Linked DNA regions of Homo sapiens: region 1 is linked to region 2. The links are chromatin loops, found by intact Hi-C in ENCODE. Cell type or tissue: heart right ventricle. All regions are shown on one strand. Each heading gives the region's core, and the rest is flanking DNA. Links, peaks and the distances in the headings are about the cores only. Region 1 overlaps CASC15 (cancer susceptibility 15). Region 2 overlaps CASC15 (cancer susceptibility 15).

Evidence for each region. Peaks named below come from ENCODE experiments on the same cell type or tissue, not always from the same donor. Only the 100,000 strongest peaks of a DNase experiment are listed, where the experiment ranks them.
Region 1: it touches region 2 in a loop (2.1-fold over the local background); 2 of 110 quality-filtered maps call a loop at or near these places.

The regions. Positions count from the first base shown.
Region 1 is chr6:22,003,451-22,006,371 of GRCh38, forward strand. The region is part of intron 6 of CASC15 (cancer susceptibility 15); the gene reads left to right. Among named protein-coding and RNA genes, the nearest start is that of NBAT1, 140 kb to the right of the region's middle. In heart right ventricle, for the core only: no CTCF peak of the experiment used is centred there; no DNase peak of the experiment used is centred there.
Region 2 is chr6:22,061,883-22,064,803 of GRCh38, forward strand. The region is part of intron 8 of CASC15 (cancer susceptibility 15); the gene reads left to right. Among named protein-coding and RNA genes, the nearest start is that of NBAT1, 84 kb to the right of the region's middle. In heart right ventricle, for the core only: no CTCF peak of the experiment used is centred there; a DNase peak (open chromatin) is centred at 1,323; H3K27ac peaks cover 1,059 bases.

The DNA of each region.
Region 1 (2,921 bases), core at 197-2,696, 58 kb before region 2:
TGCTGGCTCTGACACAGGATTTTTGTAAGAGTGACCCATAAGAATCTTTGGAAAGGAGAATTTTCATTAACACAGGGTGTTCAAAGCTGTGTTTGAACCAGTAGGAGCCCAACAGCTCTACACACACAGTGTTCTAACAGTGCATTGTCAGAGGGTAATAAACCCAAGAGCTGCATCTATAAAGTCTTATTTTGAAAGCTGATTGCTAACACGTGAACACTTACCATGATTATGGCCAAAATTAGAGCTTGTTGTTTTTATAATACTTACAGAAATTCATTTTTAAAGAACTTTAAAAATTAAACATTAATATCCTCTCTACTTAGCTGTGTGATACAGAGTGTTCAGGAAAATTTATGTCTCTTGTAGTTCATGTTTATCCCTAGGCTGAAAAACTTTAAACCATTTTTAGCCCCTTCCTTCGAGGATATTGCCTAGCTTTTTGATTTATGTAACTTAGATTATGTAGGTCAATTCGTTGACTAGAAACTCATCTAAATAAGGTTTACTTCTGAATCTTGGTGTTTAAATAGCTTTGGGGGAAAATGTGCTTAACTAAATGTTTTTTTTCTTAAAGTAAGGCAGTAACCATTGAGTGTTTGTTTTTTCATTAACTTTTTTTTTAAATTTTAAGTTATGCTTTTTAGAAATATCAAAGTCGTTTTTTATGTTTGTTTCTTCGGTAGTATATTTGGAAACCTTTGGAAAATAGGTTTATGTTTTGTTGTTTATAGCCATTATAATATAAACCTTGAGGCTGGATAATCTTTCTGGATATTTCTTTTCTTTTTTTTTAAATTTTACTTTAAGTTCTGGGACACATGTGCAGAATGTGGAGGTTTGTTACATAGGTATATGTGTACTATGGTGGTTTGCCGCACCTATCGACCTGTCCTCCAAGTTTCTTCCCCTCGCCCCCCAACCCTGGATATTTCTTTTTTTCTTTTCTTTTTTTTTTTTTTTTTGAGACGGAGTCTCGCTCTGTTGCCCAGGCTGGAGTGCAGTGAGTGGCGCGATCTCGGCTCACTGCAAGCTCCGCCTCTCAGGTTCACGCCATTCTCCCGAGTAGCTGGGACTACAGGTGCCCACCACCACGCCCGGCTAATTTTTTTGTATTTTCAGTAGAGACAGGGTTTCACTTTGTTAGCCAGGATGGTCTCGATCTCCTGACCTCGTGATCTGCCCGCCTCGGCCTTCCAAAGTGCTAGGATTACAGGCGTGAGCCACTGCGCCCAGCCGTTATTTCTTAAAGAAGTATCAAATACTAGTCCAGTTTAATTTGCCATAAGTTTTAAACTCCTTTCTTGGTCTCTTGATATCTCCCAATACTCGATTCCTACAGGTAAAGCAAGTGATTACTATTTGGTTTTGAAATGATATGGGATGTTTAAAAAATGGTAAAACTCTAAGGTACGATTATATGATTACACTATTCTCAGTCTCTTTGAGTCAACACTTTGGGTGAAGAACAATACTTGTGTTCCTAAAAATAAATACTTTGTCCATTTCCCCATGAATAGTAATCAAACTTTTACCTGATTAAAGAAATTCTTTTTTTTTTTTTTTTTTTTTGAGGTGGAGTCTCACCCTGTTGCCCAGGTTGGAGTGCAGTGGCATGATCTCGGCTCATGGCAACCTCTGCCTCCTGGGTTCAAGCGATTCTCCTGCCTCAGCCTCCGAAGTAGCTGGGATTACAGCCATGCGCCACCAGGCCTGGCTAATTTTGTATTTTTAGTAGAGACAGGGTTTTACCATGTTGGCCAGGCTGGTCTTGAACTTCTGACCTCAGGTGATTCACTTGCCTTGGCCTCCCAAAGTGCTGGGATTACAGGCGTGAGCCACTGTGCCCAGCCAAAGAAATTCTTTTAGCAATTCTATAAGTGACTGATTTTTTTTTATTTTTAATTTTTACTCTTTTTGAGACAGGTTCTCACTCCCTTCCCCCAGGCTGGAGTGCAGTGGTATGGTTATGGCTCACTGCAGCCTTGACCTCCTGGGCTCAAACAATCTTCTCACTTCAGCCTGCCAAGTAGCTGGAACCACAGGCATGCACCACAGTGCCTGGCTAATTTTTATAATTTTTGGAGGGATGGGGTTTTGCCATGTTGCTCAGGTTGGTCTCGAACTCCCGGGCTCAAGCAATCTGCCCACCTTGGCCTCCCAAAGTGTTGGAATTACAAGCATGAGCCACTGCACCCAGCCCTGATTTTTATTTTTTTATTATTTATTTATTTTTTTTTTGAGACAGAGTCTCGCTCTGTCACCCAGGCTGGAGTGCAGTGGTGTGATCTTGGCTCACTGCAAGCTCTGCCTCCTGGGTTCACGCTGTTCTCCTGCCTCAGCCTCCCGAGTAGCTGGGACTACAGGCGCCTGCCACCACGCCCGGCTAATTTTTTCTATTTTTTAGTAGAGATGGGGTTTCACCATGTTAGCCAAGATGGTCTGGATCTCCTGACCTCGTGATCTGCCCGCCTCAGTCCCCCAAAGTGCTGGGATTACAGGCGTGAGCCACCGAGCCTGGCCTTTTTTAAATTTTTAAATAAGAGACAGATTGTCACTATGTTCTCCAGGCTGGAGTTTAGTGGCTATTCACAGGTGTGATCATAATGCACTATAGCCTTGAACTCCTGGACTCCTAGGCTCAAGCAATCCTGTCTCAGCTTCCTATCTGGGAGTACAGGTGTGCACCACAGTGCCCAGCTTTGAGATTTTGAATAAACTCAGTGGGGAATGTAGTTATGCTAAATTAGGCTGTTATTACTTTATTATTTTAATTCCAAATGCAAGATAATATGCCGAGCTGTTAAACAGGTTTCTATAATTTAAAAGGGACTGAGATCACACGAAGTATTTGCTCTGGCCATAGTGAAATTAAATTAGAAGTTAATAACAAAGCCATCAAGAAAATTCCCCACCTTTGA
Region 2 (2,921 bases), core at 216-2,715:
CAGTATTTCAAGGGTTAAAAAAAGACAGTTTCACATAGTTCAAATGAAAGCAACAATTAGGTTTTTGCTAGAACTTCTCTGGGTCCACCAATGGGATGTATGGAGTGGTTTTAAAAAACCACACAAGGCTGGGCGCGGTGGCTCACGCCTGTAATCCCAGCACTTTAGGAGGCTGAGGCAGGCAGATCACCTGAGGTCAGGAGTTTGAGACCAGCCTGGCCAATGTGGGGAAACCCTGTCCCTACTAAAAATACAAAAATTAGCTGGGTGTGGTGGCACACACCTGTGATCCCAGCTACTCGGGAGGTTAAGGCGGGAGAATCGCTTGAACCCAGGAGGTGGACTTTGCAGTGAGCTGAGATGGTGCCACTGCCCTCCAGCCTGGGCAACAGAGTGAGGCTCTGTCTCAAAAATGAATAAATAAATAAAAATTTTAAAAACCACACAAGTTTTGGCATCCAACTGGATTTTTTTCCTTTTGCATATGCTTTTCTAACATATGCAGATATTTTCTTTGATTTTTCTTATAATCAGGCTTTCTTACTTTTTCTAAAATTGTAGTTATTGCCTCGAATCTCATAGCAGAGGAGTAGAGGCAACAAAAAGGAGAGCCAAGTGTGGGAGCAATTGAAGACCGTGGAGTTTTTTCAGATCATTCGCCTGGGAACTTGCATGGCAGTTGTGGGGTTCCAAAGATCCAAAATCAGGTGTTGTAACTTAGCTGACTTGAATATTTACTTTGAAAATAAGAAATGAATGTTAAAAAGTTGAAAAGTTATACACATGGGCACAATTTATTGAAACCTTTTCTTAGGGTAGATTGAACCTTGTTGAAAGTTGTGAAATTTGCTCAAATAGTCATTTTTTCTCTTTTTTTCTAGGTCTGAATGATTTCATGAATATTGTGGTAGTTTGGGCAAAGAACAAATTTGCTTAGTCAAGAAACATTAAAAGCCTCTACGAAGGCCTAGAGGTGGTGAAATCAGTGGTCCTCTGGTGGGCATGGTGTGTGTGTGTGTGCGCGCACACGCGTGTGACTCATCTGGGGTTGGCTCAGAGTGAAAGAGACAGATGCTTCCTTCGCCTGCTTGTTTCCTGGTTTTCAAAGCCCCTATTTCATTGTTGTTTTATTTTAAGGTTCGATGCCTTCTCCATCCGTCAGTGAGGGTGTGGAGAGCCTGCAGGCGTGTGCCTCCCTCTGTAACTTGCTATTCCTTGTGTAATGTCAAGTGGAAGTGTGAAGCACCACAAACTGCTCTGAGCAGAGCCCACTTCCCTTCACCCACGGAGAGCGTGAAGCAGTTACACCAACATCAATCAAGGAAAACCCACAGGCTGAGCTCACACGGTTGAAGCAGGTGCGTGAGCGAGCGTTCTGTGACAGGCACACGTGATTGAGGTGTACCTCGGCGTCTTGCCCACAGATGTCGGTTGCGATGACTGTGTGGGGCTGTGCCCATTCCCTGCAGAGCCGAGCCTGTCATGCTTGTGGGACACAGTGGGTGCAGCTCTTGGCAGCTCAGTGGGGTGAGCAGGTCAGGTAGTTCTGAAGTAGGCTTCTTTGCTGTTTACTCACTTGTTTAATGGTGAGGAGAAGAATCCAGGAGAAATAGTGTTTTATTTTCTTTCAGTGGTGTTTTGCAGTGAGAACACCCCTGGGATTACTCCTTTAAAACAGTAAACAAGAGGCCGGGTGTGGTGGCTCAGGTCTATAATACCAGCTCTTTGAGAGGCCGAAGCAGGAAGATTGTTTGAGCCCAGGAGTTCAAGATCAGCCTGGGCAACATCTCTAAAAGACACCATCTCTAAAAGAATTTTTTATTTTTTAATTTGCCTTGTGTGGTGGTGTCCCCTTGTTCTCCCAGCTACTTGGAGGCAGAGGTGGAAGGATCCCTTAAGCCTGGGAGGTCGAAACTGCAGTGAGCCATGGTTGCGCCACTGCACTCCAGCCTGGGCAACAGAGCGAGACCCTGTCTCAGAAATAAATAAATAAATGAAATAAAATAGTAAACAAGAAAACATTAGTATTAATTGATTTGCTAAGCCTAAGGGGGAAAATGTAAGGTCTTGAATCTCTGTATGTATGCATATGTGTGTATACATATCTATCAATATCTATCAAATGTGTATGTATGGAGTGGTTTTAAAAAACCACACAAGGCTGGGCGTGGTGGCTCACGCCTGTAATCCCAGCACTTTAGGAGGCTGAGGCAGGCGGATCACCTGAGGTCAGGAGTTTGAGACCAGCCTGGCCAATGTGGGGAAACTCTGTCCCTACTAAAAATACAAAAATTAGCTGGGTGTGGTGGCACACGCCTGTAATCCCAGCTACTCGGGAGGCTAAGGCAGGAGAATCGCTTGAACCCAGGAGGTGGAGTTTGCATATGTAGAGTAGACGTTTGTGTACACACATATATGTATATGTAAATATGTGTGTGCATGCATCAACACAGGCACCAATTTAAAGCAAAACTCAAGTGGGCCATGAGATAAAGAGAGAATGTCAATATCTAGACATTTAAAAATATCTGCTGACAAGGTGAAGGGGCTAGTAAAAAAATGCATATCTCATCCTAAGTCGAACCATCTTGATATGTATTGAGCTTTAGAAAATTTTCACAAAAGTTTTGAGCAATCTTAATTTTAAAAATACAGAGGCAGTTAATACTAAGACTTCAATATATATTGTGCTTTGTAAAAAGTGGCCAGTCTCTCAAGGCTGCTAATACCTGCTATTGGTTATGAGTATCTACTTTGAGCTGACACTTCAAAATGTTATACATATTATTTGCATTTACATATGTGAAACAATCACCCTTTCTTTAAGCAATGTAAAGTAAAACAAGACATATTTTTAAACTACTAAACTGACTCAGTTGGAGAATAATGATAAAAACCAGTATTACTATGGGTAAGGAAAA